2 separate regions of the Mus musculus genome follow, and region 2 is linked to region 1. A link is a loop called in an ENCODE intact Hi-C map of the cell type or tissue named here. Cell type or tissue: left cerebral cortex. All regions are shown on one strand. Each heading gives the region's core, and the rest is flanking DNA. Links, peaks and the distances in the headings are about the cores only. Region 1 has its middle 400 kb from the start of Gm35467. Region 2 holds the start of Gm35467 (a long non-coding RNA gene).

What was found. A loop is a pair of places that touch in the nucleus more often than their neighbours do. Peaks named below come from ENCODE experiments on the same cell type or tissue, not always from the same donor. Only the 100,000 strongest peaks of a DNase experiment are listed, where the experiment ranks them.
Region 2: a loop joins it to region 1, with 5 times the contacts of the local background. A loop is called at or near these places in 2 of 42 quality-filtered maps.

Annotation. Positions count from the first base shown.
Region 1 is chr6:110,133,530-110,140,925 of GRCm38, forward strand. No RefSeq gene overlaps it. Among named protein-coding and RNA genes, the nearest start is that of Gm35467, 400 kb to the left of the region's middle. In left cerebral cortex, for the core only: no CTCF peak of the experiment used is centred there; a DNase peak (open chromatin) is centred at 3,896.
Region 2 is chr6:109,736,664-109,744,059 of GRCm38, forward strand. Gm35467 (a long non-coding RNA gene) reads left to right here and starts at 3,149. Exons shown (of 3, transcript XR_869353.1): 1 at 3,149-3,262. In left cerebral cortex, for the core only: no CTCF peak of the experiment used is centred there; a DNase peak (open chromatin) is centred at 4,214.

The sequences.
Region 1 (7,396 bases), core at 2,691-5,190:
TCATAACCTGTTGAGAAGACCTGCACTGACCTGGCAGGGTCATTTTGTAGACCCTCCAACAAGACACAAAATTAAAAAATAAAAAGCTAAAAAAAAAATGCCCCTCTGGCTTTCTTATTCCACAATATTACATTCAGTTTTAACTCGGAAACTTCAAAATGGAAACAGAATCTTAAAATAGAAGTGTTAGAGTGTGGTAATTCTGAGATTAGGACTTGTCACCAGAAAAATTTCTCTGTCTAGCAAATCCCACTGGTTTGTGAGTCACAGGACAGCATCCACATCCTGAGTACATGATTTATCTTGTCTCTCATGGAAAAAATAATACTCTGAGCTCTTGAAAAAAAATGTGAATGTATATCAAATGGATGTAATATACTATGAACTTGACTCTTATCTACAAGATGTCATAGTGGATGACTGGAAATACATACCCAGAGGTACAAAGGAATCTAGTACTAGAGGGGATCCTGACTATGATGAGTTCTTAATAGGACACTTCCAAAGCCGGGCAGTGGTGGCACACGCCTTTAGTCCCAGCACTCGTGAGGCAGAGGCAGGTGGATTTCTGAGTTCAAGGCCAGCCTGATCTATAGAGTGAGTTCCAGGGCAGCCAAGGCCACACAGAGAAACCCTGTCTCGAAAAAGAAAAAAAAAAAAATAGGACACTTCCACAGATAAGAGAGAAAGTGACATTCCTTTTCCAGAGGTAAAGAGCCAATAGGAAGATAACATGAGATTTATTATGAAAGCTTACCATATTGTTATAAAGGCAGAGAAAACATACAACCTGCCATCTGTAAGCAGAAGTAGGAAAAATTATCATGGAATCCTCCTGAATGACTCTGAAAGACTAAATCAAAGTCAAACAAGTTGGCCAATTTCTAAACCCAGTTGAAGGCCTATGACTTATGTGTCTATGAAGGCTCTGATTTGTGTGGTCATGAGAGGAAAGAGGTGCATGTCTCTCCTTTATTTTTGTTATATTTAAACCTCCAATAGGTAGTTCTACAAGGTATCAGACCATGGGCTACTCTATTGAAGTTGTCACATAAAATCAAGCATTGAAGAATAATTGATAGTAACTAAATAACAGTAGTATCCTGTCCCGCGGGATTCAGTTATTCGTGGGTGCGAGGGGCACCGCAAACCTGGAAGGAGATGGGAGCAAAAGAAAGAGGAATAGGAGACCAGGAAGGATACTTATGGAGGTCTTGTTTATGGTGCTGAGGTGCCTTCTTTTTAAAGAATACATAGCAGGGAATATGGGAGGGGTCGAGGGAGAATTATACAAAGAACAAAGAAATGGGCAATTGCTGACATGGGGGGCTGAAGTCAGGCGCCAAGCAGCAGGTACTTTGCATCTTATCTCCGGAATATTGATCCTCCTTCACAGCCTTGGGTATCAAGCTGGGCTCAGGCGCAGCTCATGTCCTTGGATGTCATGGGAAGAGATAGGGAAGAGGGGACTGTTATTCAAATTTTACAGCCTTAGGTGTTAGGAACGGAATAAGGAGGAAGGAGGTGGCAACCAGCTCTTAGCACAAGGTCCTTTGGCCTGTTAGGGAGATTGTGAAGGGCTCACTTTCTCACGGGATGGTCTCTGACACAGGAGAATTACAAGTGCTCATTCTTGTTAGCCAAATGTAAATCCCCATTAAGAAAATTATGTTATTAATGAGATAAGATGTCAAAAGCCAATTTCCAGATGTGTGCTATGGTGTAATTGTCATTGCTTTGTAAAAGAGATGTTGAGCACTGAATGTCTTATGCAAGACCTGGTTTGACTTGTATGGCAAGGAGTAGAAAATACACCCAAGGTCAAATTAAGCCCCACCTATGGCTTTCAGGATTGAAAAGAAGTTCAGGATGTCTTCTTGCCTAAGAGTATCATGATTCTACTGATACCTGAAGCCAGTGAACAAACAAATTGCTCACCTGGAGATCCCAAAGCTATATCTATATTTGTATTGTTTCTTCATATCAGAAATATTTCTAGGATTGTGGTAACAATTCTAGAGATTTCCTTTCTTTACCTGAATCTGATAAGATGCATGCTTCAAGAACAACCTCTATTCTGTTGCAAAAGTGTAAGACTTCATGTTTAACTTCAATGCACCTTCATCAACTACTCTAAATCTGCTGTGTTCTTAAAGTCTAGCCAAGAATCTTGAATGGGATCATGTCTATCTATTCTCTTGGTACTCTTCTAAAAACCTTCCACAAACCATTTCATTACATCCAGGAAATAGTTCTATGGCACTTCCTAACTCAGTGGTTTGTAAGCAAGCACAGACAAGGACATTTGTAAGAGCCGAAAAGCAATTCTGGGAAGTAGAAGATTCAGAATTCTCTTAAAGTCAATATTGAAAGAGCATTCCCATAGAGCCTGACAGCCTTGACTATTATTCCTGGTGTATCTAACAAAGACAAAGATTTTTGTGGAGAGTCTACTTCCTTCAACAACGTGATTTTCAGCCCTCAGAGCCCACTGAATCCCTGCTTGGTCTTTTATGTCTTTACAGATTCCCTACTTTTCGTACAAAGTTAATTTATTTTCTGGGTTTTTTTTCCTTATTTGTTTTCAATATTTGTTTCTGTTTTGATCCCTAATACCACTATCAGTTTACACTCTACTATGCACAGAAACAAATTATTTTTCCTCCTACCACATTGATAAAGTATAATTTCATTTAACAATATGCTATTTTGACTTTAATAAGCATTCCCAAGAAGTCCTGTCTTACAGAGTTAGTCACCAGTCCATGGTACCAGTAAATGGTGGATCGGGCCTAGAATGAGGACATTTGCTAGAAGACAATGATCTCAAGAGTGAGGACACTTGTTAATGAACCTTGCCTCTTCTAAGGTGATGCCAGACAAATATTCTATATAATTTATTTAGACTTAATATAGGAAGGTAATGGTCTTAGGAAGTCTGCAAGTTATAACTCAATGGCATTTTCCTTAAGAAGTCAAACTGAAATGACATTTCCCATTAGAGTGTTTTGTAATAGTATATTCAATATTTAAAACTATATTTTTCCAAATCTTTTAAGTTATCAAGAAGTTAAATGCACATCTATTATCTGTTTTTATTTAATTAGATATCAGATTATAGAGCGTGGAAATTCCCTTAGCTATCCCCAGCACATAAAATATTGACATAAGATAAATTAAGAATACAATATGTATGCACTTGTTTTAAGATACCAAATTACACACATAAATTTCCTTATGATAATCTATTGCCTGTAGTGTTCTTAATGTGATTGTGTAAAATAACATAAAATGGTTTAAAACAATATAAAGGTTGTGCATTTATTTTATTTTAGTGGGGTTTTCTCAGAGTACATTCAGTGTTCTTAAGAATAGTAATATTGGAAATGTTTATTCTGACAACTGGAAAAATATTTCTAACGTTTCCTAGAAAAAATGAATATTACCTAATGGAACCATTTTTTTTTCTATTTAACACTTGCCACCCTTCAAAGAAAATAAAACTCTGAATATAAAGAACACATTAAAGCAATAAGTTATTATGCCTGGCTGTCAGGCTTATTAATGCTTAATTCAAATCAACTTCCAGGAACAACTGAAGAAAGCAATGGAGACGAAAAAAAAAAAAAAAATCCATGAGTGGTGGTTGAAAGAAAACAGAAGGTGTAATCAAGGCTTCATTCTTTCCTAATCTATACCAAACTCTGTGCAGTGCCGGGTTTGGCTTTGTTACACAGTGCCTTAATTCACAACTTCTGACATAATTCATTATCTTCTTTCAAAGGAAAAGTCTTTTAGTTCTGTGCTTTACCAAAGCATTATGTGGGCAGAGCTTAAAGAGATGCAGCTGGGCTGGAGAGCTTCGATGTCTGGGGAAACTGTTCTCACCCACGCCTGTCTCCTATGCACAGACACAGCCTCAGCCTCTGTGCCTGTGTACAGATAATGATAACAATGACAACGTCACTGTACTGGAGTCGTGAGTTAGCAAATTAAGGCACATGCCTCCCATCACTCCCTGCAAACAGAACATAATTCTTCTTTGATTCAGACTTTTAGAAAACTCAAACAAATGAAGCCTAACCACATACTGGAGGTCGGTGCCCATTTGTTGTGTGTGGCTTGCTTCTCCTGAATTCATGCTTTGTTAAGAAACATTATTTCCTCCCACTCTTAAAGCTTAACATTTCCAAAACTGGGACAACTGCCTCCTGGTTGTACATTTTTCAGCTTTTGATGACATGGAATAGGGGAGGTAAAATATACCTGCCATAACTCTCTAGTGGCAACTGAAGAATTACCCAAGACCTTCACCAGGCTGAGTTTCTCCATTTGTGCCTCTGAGTTTAGGACTAGAAAATTTACACTATTGAATCTATTAGTCACACATATATGTCACCAAACACAAAAGGGAAGAAACATTTACTCTGAGGTACAAAGGGACTTAGAGTCAAGTCTTAATCATTCATTAAGTGTCATACTCTGTCTCAGTATTCATCAGTATACCAGAATTATGTCTGACTTAGAGACTTTACATGAAATCTAAATCATATAACTCAGAGAAGAATAAAATACTTCCTTGCCTAATTGATATAGGTTCTATAACAATTAATGAGTAATTATTACATAGAGCTTTATTAATGGCTGACAAAATTCATTCAGAATGAAACACAATGACAAAGTACTTTGGTAATGTTAAGCATGGAATCACTCTCCTAATTTGAACCCACTATTGCCTAAATATTTTTTACTGTAGATATTTTGGAAGCTTGCCTTTACTAGAGAAGAGGGCATAGAGAAACAAGATGCTTGCTGCTCTAAGTGAGCTATATAAGGTATTGAGACATGTTAGTGGAATATTACTGCTTATTCCAAGTGACAATCGATACATAAAGAGTGTTTATTGTCTGCATTGATACACACTTTGTTTTCAGATACAGAAGATTAATGTGGCCTAAATTGCAACAATGATTTCCATATCTCACTATATAATCATTTCTTCTAATGTGTTAAATCAGAGTTTTAAAGCCGCCACTAAGTGATATTGTGGTGCATTTAACATTGCATCCTTTTTTTTTTCCTTGAATTGATTTATAAGTCTGTTAACTTATTAAGCCATTTACACTAAAATTTTGAAAAATCTCAATCATTTAAAATAAACATGACATTAAATAGTAAGAATTAATAACACTCTCCATTGTGGCAAAGCTGTCTGCTCCTTGTCTGGCTGCCTGACTCCTTATGGAATTAAGAACAGGATGACTTGAGACTACACCTCTAGAATAGCTAAAGCTATTTCTGGAAAGAGAAGCCCTCTCCATTATTGAACTTTGACTATTTGGTACTTTTAGATTAATTATTGTTGTGAATGGAGTTGGCATCAAGGAAACCATGAAAATTAAGGACTGCGTAGATACAGGCTCCTTGTATATTCAGGCCACTAAGCCATAATCAAACCACAGTTAAGGGAATCTAGATATTTATTTTGGTATCCTAATAATACAAGCCAGTAGTGAGTGGGTTTTCACTGGGGACTGGGAGTTCCAGTTTCTATTACCTTATTTAACTGAAGCATTGAAACTCCTTCAGGTCACATGACTATGGTCAGCACTATACCAATGGATGGTGCACCAAATTTTCCCTTTCTTTATATAATGAGCTCATCTCAACCAATGTTTGTGAAGAACTTTTCTACACAGTTGTGTATCCCTTACTAAAATGTTGCAAATTCCAGGTGCTCTTGGATTTTGTAATATCAGCATACCCATCATGTAAAACCTCTTTTAGCCAGATGAAATTGATTTTCTGCTATCTTTACTGGGAGGACTCTGCTCCTTGCAGACTTCTGGAAAAAGTTCTTTAGTCTGTTTACCTCTCCAAGGGGCAACACACTACATGAGAGCTCACATCTAAAAACATGAGCAGTGACAGAACACAAATGAGTGGGTAAGTTAGATGTCACAGCCACTTACAATCTAATCTCCAAGTGACATCCTGTCATGAACATGAGTCACTGGATACACTTCCACAGAAGCATGAGTAACCGGAATTGAGAAACACTAAGGACTCTGTCAGGAATTGGCTTAAAACAGAAAGCAAGTCCTGCTTTGGCTCTTTGAGAGACTGGGAAAAAAAAGGATATCTGGGATTCAACTGAAAACATACTGGGTATGGCCAGAACAATATTAGAGCGGTGCAGCCACTGCAGATTGAATGAAGAACCCATCCCTGGCATCACTTACCTTCAAGGGCCTGTTCAGGTTTGCAGCATCATAACCCATTGTCTTCTGGGTGACTGAAGCACAGAATCAAAAGGCTGCACTTCAACCTCTGTTCTGTGGACTCACAGGGAGAGAGCCATACTTGGTTATCATCAATATTACTATAAAACCTTCCAATTCTGAAAAATAAAATGTTAATTCTCTTTAAATAGGTATACAATTAGTGAATAAATTAGATAAAATACAGGGTCAGGAAAGAAAAGTTAGTAACTTTACAAAATTTTCTCAAATTTCAGTAGCTTATGAAGTCCAGTGTCCATGCAAGTTTAGTTAAGAATAGCTGAGAAATAGATGCGCTCACACAATCATATACTATCTTATGTTACTATATTAATGACTGATCTAGAATTGAATTATGGGGTTGAAACTTAGGGGTGTAATAAAGGACCTTAAAATACTGAGAGTGACACATTGAGATCAGACAGCTCTTTGTTTTGATAAAATATATTGGAAAGGGTATAGATACATATAGGTATGTGAAAAGTGACAAAGGCATGATTATTAGGAAAAATAATAGAAAAAATTTAAGAAAATCCAAGAAAATCTTTAAATGGAAACTGCTCAGGGCAGTGGTAAGATTTGAATGATTTGTCTGCAGTCTGTGTGGTTGAAGCCCGGTCTTTGGTGTAGAGGTATTGATGATATAGGAACATTAAGAGTGAAACAGCTTAGCTGGAAAAATTAAGCCTTTGTAGGTAGTGATGTTTAAAGGGATTAAAGCTTCTCTTCTAACATCAGATCTTTCAAGTACAAGTTGTCATCAAAGAGGGAACCAGTTCCTCCATAGTCTCTGCCTTGTCATCTCACTGTGAGATCCTCCCTTCTTCCTTGTATCCCTGTCACGATGTCTTTGATGAAGGTAAAATGCAGATGGGAGGACCCTCATCAAAGGCTGTGCAGTGAAACTACACAACCTTACCTTGGAGTTTCATTATCCAGAATGGTTAGGAAATAAACTCTTTTTAAATGATTATTATTGGTAAAACCACAGATTTAAATATTTAGTTAGCAACAGAAAATGTAATTATGCATTAACCTATTAAAATGATTTTGTTATAAGTACATATGTTACCCGTTCTGCCACCTATTTATGTAGTTGTCTATATTCTGTTTGT
Region 2 (7,396 bases), core at 3,010-5,509, 400 kb before region 1:
GAAACTGTGTATATATGTGTGTTGAGGGGAGTACCATATAGACTCTTGCAGTACCTAACATGAGCAATTATACTGTGTGGTCATTGTTTTTCCTCTGTTGTTTTTCCAGTGGTTGTTTGTCATATTCTGACCAAATCACACTTATCTTGACCAACTGTTAAGGTTTCATTTAATAAACACATTTACAATACCTTGTGTATGGTTTGTAATGTATTAGAATATGGTACAAATAATCAAATAATAACCTTTTTATAAACATAAATGACTTTGAGATTAATATATGATGCTGGAGCTGGAGAGAGGACTTAGAAGTTAGATCACTGCTGTTCTTCCAGAGGATCTATGCTCAAATCTCTCTACCAGGGCTCACATCAGTCTGTAACTCCAATTGCAAAGTATTCAACACTTTCTTCTGGCCTCTACAGTCAAACAGCACACACACACACACACACACACAAACACACACACACACACACACATGTATCTATGTATGTATGCATGTATGTATGTATGTATATGTGTGTGTGTGTATATATATATATATATGTATATGTATATGTATATGTATATGTATATGTATATATGTATATATATATATATATATATATATATATATATATATATATATATATATACTCACACATATACATAAACCATAGGAGTTAAAGTGACATAAGGGGCCATTCTGACATGCCTGGTGGAGTGAACTTTAACCTGTGTGAAGTACAGAAAGAAATACACAGCTAAAAGTCTGGGCCCAAAGAGAGGGATGAACCAAGGAAGCCAGGTCATCATGCTGCAGAGCTCTGTGGTGACTCAAATGTCATGGCAGACACTGAATTTAATAAGTAAGTGTATAAAGAGCTCCACAGATGATAGACAGGTGGCCGTGTCTCTGCAGGCTTGTGTGATTTACATTGATTTTGTCCATTCCTGCCTCATCAATCTTCATTCTTCTGGGCTTCCTGGAAATAAGGAAAGTTTTATAAATTAAGTTATACCTCAACTTTTTAGAAATCTTATTTCTTACAGATGAGAAAATCTTAAGTAGTTTAGGATAATTTACCTATTCATTTGGTTTTCTGAAAAATTTGTTCTGCTATTGAACTAGACTGAATTTCTGATTTAAATGAGATAAAATAATATTGAAATCAACTGAAAGAAGTGAGAAACATCAGTTAAACAATATATATATATATTATCTTTCCATACATATATACACATATATATATCATGAATAATTAGACATATCTATATGGAATATGTATAAATTCATAAAAGTTGCTAGCATATATATGCATATATATCGGCATTTTATGAGATACAATCTTGAAAATAGTATAGAAAGGGAACATTTGTACTAAAATTTCACTTCTTAAACCTTTTATCCTTTGATTACAGAACTAAATGAAACTTACAGAACTAAATGAAATTTTGTTGCTCTAAGGCTGAAAATAATTTAACAAACAAAACAAACAATATCATAATATGGCCTTCTCATGTCTTTATTGGCCATTAATATTGATGGACACAATAATATGATTAAAGTAATTATTTATTCAAAATCATTTGAAAATCATTTATTCCTCTGCTATCCTTTTGTTTATTCTTTCATTAAATACCTGTGCTTATGTAGTCTTATTCATTCAGTATTTATTAATTCATAATAAAAATTGCTGTAAGTCAAAAACTAGCTAGTTTAACCTTTTATAATTTATAATTATTATTAGGTATCTCACTTTAGTATCATCTTAGTAAAGAACATGAAGTTATGGTCTGTTGGCTTTTAAATTAGATTATTATTTAATTCTCATTAACTAAATTTGTATAAAATTCTTCAAAATTGTTAAATAATTGTAAGTGTGTAAATGTGGGAGGGGACAACCAGTTCTACAGAGTTGTCCTATGATCTCTCTATATGAGCTATGGTACATGTTCCTTCCCTACCCCATCACATTGAACACAACAATAGAAACTAAATAAATAAAAATTTAAAATAATCTCTCATTTAGTAAACAAGAGAAGAATGTCTCTTTGTCACTGATCATTGGGAGGATATAAATACTCTCCTCTGTCCTGTGTGAAGATTGCCAGGTTTTTCTTTGCACTGAGGAATGAAAGTCTGGATGTATTTTCTCTAGTTTATATTCTCATATTACTTCCTTACTGATGCCATTAAACATTATTTTCTATTTTTTTGTGAGTTCCTTCCCAGAACTTGTTTAATGTGTACCAGCTGGGAGGTGTCAGCAGACTTTCACATTTTTGGTATTTTCAGGAGGATCTAAAACAAATTTACCATAGGCTGGACACAGGAATAATTTTCATGTTATCTATCTTATTGAAAACCCATTTGGCCTAGCAATATTGTTTGCATAACTGGAGCCAGACTCCATTTATATTGCAGTTGGCAAGTTTTTAACAAATTCCTTTTGTTTTAAGAAATAAGTGTGGTCTGAATATATGAATCACTCAATGTGATTTATACTACTGTTACCTTAGAGTAAATTGGAAAATTGCAGTAGGAGAGTTCCTTCATCAGATTCCACAAATGTCTGAAGTTCTGAAGTAAGAAAAAAAAAACTGATAAAAGGTTCGCAGTGTTAACACTTTTTACATTGTAGATAGTCAGACATTGAGTGTAAGTAGGGTCTTAAATATGAGTAATTCAGCAAGAACAAAAGTTTATGACATCCTAACCTATCAACCAACTTTGATATCTACTTCTTCTTCTTCTTAGCACATCTAATGCATCTAGACAAAATTTATTGCTCAGATAGGACATATAACTATGCAACTTTTACTTTTCCTGTTAACATTGTAATATTTGTGGATTTTATAATGCATATTTTTCAGAGGTTTGCATGTGAAGTTACAGGTAATATGAGTATTGAACTGTCTGCAAGAGTCAGGATAGAAGCATCTCTCTTTATATACAGCTCCACATAAGTGGATTCTCATGCATAGCAATAACCCTACACTCTCCACAAAATGACTGGCTTTGCAACATAGCCTCTTCATGGAATGATCATATCACATACCAGGCTGCTATGAGACTTGAACTTCTTACCTACAAAAATAAAAAAAACAAAAATGTTGTCTGTGAAATATAAGAATAGCTCTTTGTGATGTCACAGAGAGGCAAAATGGCAACCCTTATCCACAAGTCTCTCTGCTCCTCTTTCAAACATTGTCAAAGGCAATATAATAGTTAATATTATCAACTTCACTGGATAAAAGAAGGGAACCCTTTACACATGCTGTGAGTACTCTTCTATGCTAGGGTAATTGTGGTGGGTAGACTCACAATAATAATGGTGATTATAATAACCACATTCCCTAGGCTATATATACACAGAAGGCTAACTGAACAGAAGGTATCCACTTTGCTTTTTGATGCCAAAACCAATTGACCAGCTGTCACAAGCTCTTGATGGTCTTATGGTGGACTTATGGTGCACTGTGCCTTGATTTGTGAGCCAAATAAATCCTCCCCCCTTCAACATGCCTTTCTCAGAAGAGTTTATAGTCCCAACAGGAAAAGTAGCCCAGGGAAGCAGTAAATACAACCATTTTCAGTGCTTCTTCCGTTAGAAGAGTCTTTGGATCTTCCTTTTGTCTGATAAATGTCTACCTTAAGTCCTTGTTAATTATTTGTAACTTAAAATGTAAATGTTCTAATTATATCTTTGCACAGGGGCCTGAATAACATTAAATAGACATCGCACTTCTCAGCAAGGAGCTAAGGATGCAGTGGTTTATTTGTTGGTTTTTGTAGACATTTGCTAGGTTGGGCTGGTTTAAGAGCTACATTATAACTGCTCATACCTTACTCTTCACTCTATCCCCAGCATCAAGCACAGAGAACATGTTCAGGTTGTGTGGCGTCAAATAGAAGCCATTCTATTTGAGCAAGCTTTATTTAAATAGATCAAGTTCAAGAAACATCTATCTAATGAATATGTATAAGAGTTATCCTCATTGCTGGTGTCTTTGAGGAATATAATCCCCTGTCATCCTCCCTGTAATGTCTGGTATGCAAGTCATCCCACTGTAAGGAGGGCTCCAGACAGAGGAGAGAGATGGTATCATAGTAAACATTACCCTTTGACTAAATAAGAGATGGGGGTTGTGGGGAGACTCTTTCACAGTTTCATTGACTAACCAAAGCAGCTTTTAGTTGGAACTGACTAACCTCCTTTTCCACTTTAGTATGCAATTTTCACATGAGCTGAGAAAGTCTATTTTAAAATCATTTCACAATTTCCTAACACAATCTGGAAGCTATTTTGGAGGTGTCTTATTCCCAGAAGAGTAAATGCTAAATGAATGTATTAAAAATTACTTTGTCCCATAATCAGCCTCCAAACTGTGACACCATTGCATACACCAGCAAAATTTTGCTGAAAGGACCCTGATATAGCTGTCCCTTGTGAGACTATGCCGGTGACTAGCAAACACAGAAGTGGGTGCTCACAGTCAGCTATTGGATGGAACACAGGGCCCCCAATGAAGGAGTTAGAGAAAGTATCCAAGGAGCTAAAGGGGTCTGCAACCCTATATGTGGAACAACAATATGAACTACCCAGTACCCCCGGAGCTCGGGTCTCTAGCAGCATATGTATCAGAAGATGGCCTAGTCAGCCATCACTGGAAAGAGAGGCCCATTGGACTTGCAAACTTTATATGCCCCAGTATAGGGGAACACCAGGGCCAAGAAGTGGGAGAGGGTGGGTAGGGCAGTGGGGGGTAGGATGTGGGGGAATTTTGGGATAGCATTAGAAATGTAAATCAAGAAAGTACCTAATTAAAAAAAATTACTTTGTCTTAAAGATACAGGGAATTAGCACCAGTTTGACCTAGCAATATTGTTTCATCATTTAGAATTTTAATTCACATATTTTATAAGTCAGGTAATAAGTATATAAAGTTTGAATCACCAATAAGAATTTCTTTTTTATTTATTTGTGATCTGACAAAAGCATGTTGGAAATATCCTTGCCTGCTATCAAGAATACATTTTCATACATCTTTTTATAACAATGACACTGACAAGAAGTATATATCATTTATTACAGAGATAGAATTGCTTCATTTATTTATTTATTTATTTATTTATTTATTTATTTTGCCTCTTAGGACTCTGAAAATCAAGCATGACTTCCTGGAAATACCAAAATAGCAAACATATCCTGGATACTATCCTGGAAACTATTGTTTTGCTGAAGTATAAATGGTTCTTGGTGATAATTCTTTTTTCTTGTGGTTCACCTAACCTACTTTTGGGAAGATGGTTAAGATACTGGCATCCAGAGGCCATTTTCACTACAAATTAAGAATACCAATAATGGTAGTGGCTTAGTATTTAAAATAGCTCCCAAGTTATTGGGTGGCCATTGTTGATAACAAATGGCTTGGCTAAAACAAGCATATCCATGTTCATGGCACAGAGACAGGAGTGCTGATCCTCGCATCCACAGAATGTGTTGTCATTATCCCTTGACACATGTTCTCAGAGAAACTAGGTACTAGCTTGGAAAATCTTTCATTACTTTCTTTATATCCAACTCATCTGAAGCAGCTTCCATCCCTACCCCAGTTAAAAAAATCTGTCCATTGATGTTACTTTCTAGTTACTGTGTCTAAGTATAATGTCCACATTTGGATTGCTCGGGATTTCCTGCGCATTTTCTTCTAACAGAATCCTGTTTGCTATGTACTCCACTTTTATAGTGTTTTGAGCAGTCAATGATATAGTATTTCTTTCTTGCCTCAAAAATTTGTTTTCCCCTAGAACAATTTGTGACCGTGAAATTTATTTTAAAATGACCTCTTCCCAAAATAGGATCTTACCTTACAGCTTTAGTCAATAAAATTTGTACTTCTGACATAATTAAAGTATGCATTTTAGTCAATAGACAAGAATTGCGTTTTATGCTTTTCAATTAAAATTCCAGCTTATCAAAGGGATGGTGCCTAGCACTAAATACGTGCCGTGTGTTCATAGCTGAATAAAATATTTTTAAAAACATTTGATTTGTCCAAAAGTGCTCATCAGTAAACAATGAAGTCCTTACATCCCTTTCCAAAAAGTGGATCTCATACTGTAAAATCATAAACGTTAAAAAAGCACGAGTTCTGTGCTTCTATGAAAGCCTGTGTCTGTCATTTGCAGTCATCTGAATTATAAGTAAACTTTTCCCATTTTACTACTTAAAAGTATTTTTCCAACACATGGATATTTCTCATTGTATTATTTATTTCTAATTTATATTGAATTATAGTATAATATATTAATTTGCTATTTTGATATTCACTGAGTCTGCCTAAATCTTTTTAGTTTTTCTTTTTTCATTGGATATTTTCTTTATTTACATTTCAAATATTTTCCCTTTCCAGGTCTCCTCTTCTGAAGTCCCCTATCCCCCCCCACACCCTCCCTTTATGAGGGTGCTCCCCCAACCCACCCACCCACTCCAGTCCTCCGGCTCTGGCATTCCCCTACACTGGGGCATCAAACATGCTCAGGCCCAAGGGCCTGTCCTCCCACAAACCTATGGTTAGATTTGGTAATAGCACTGCATGTATTTTTCATTTCTCATATCTATAATTTCTACAAGTTTCACAGATAAGAATCTATATTTCCTTCACTTTGAGAGATATTTTAATTGAAAAAGATTCTTCTCTCATACAATACATCCTAACCAGTTTCCCCTCCCTCCACTCCACCTTTCCCAACAATGCCTGCCACCTTCCCTCTTCCACATATCCACTCCACAAAATGAGCAGGCTTCCCAAAGGCAACAGCCAAACAGGACAAAATAAAATACAAAAAGACAAAGCAAAAGCCCTCCTACCAAGGCTGGATAAGGAAGAAATATAAGGAAAACAATCTTATAAGCAGGTAAAAGCATCAGAGATCCATCTGTTCCCACAGTTAGGAGTGTCACAAGATCATCAAGCTAACGGCCATAACATATACATAGAGGACCCTGTGCTTGCCATTTCAGTCTCTGTGAGCCCATGTGAGTCCTGCTTAATTGATTCGGAGGACCATGATCACCTGTTATCTTCAGTCTCCTCTGAGTCTTACAGTCCTTCCTCCCCCTCTTTTGCAGGCTTCTTCTGATCGCCAAGGGGAGGGAACAAATGGAAACCTCCAATTTAGACTTTCTTTCTGCCTTCTGAGCAGTTTAAGTTTCATATATGTTTTAATCATATTCCTCTCTTCCTCAGCTCTTCACAGATCCATAGCCTCTTTCCCACACACCAGACTTTAGGTCATTCATAGCATCATGTGCCTGAATATGAAACTGTTTAAACATGTCATTCACTGTAAGTTTGACACTAGAGTTATCATATTTTGTTGGATCATGTGGATCCAATGACATCATCA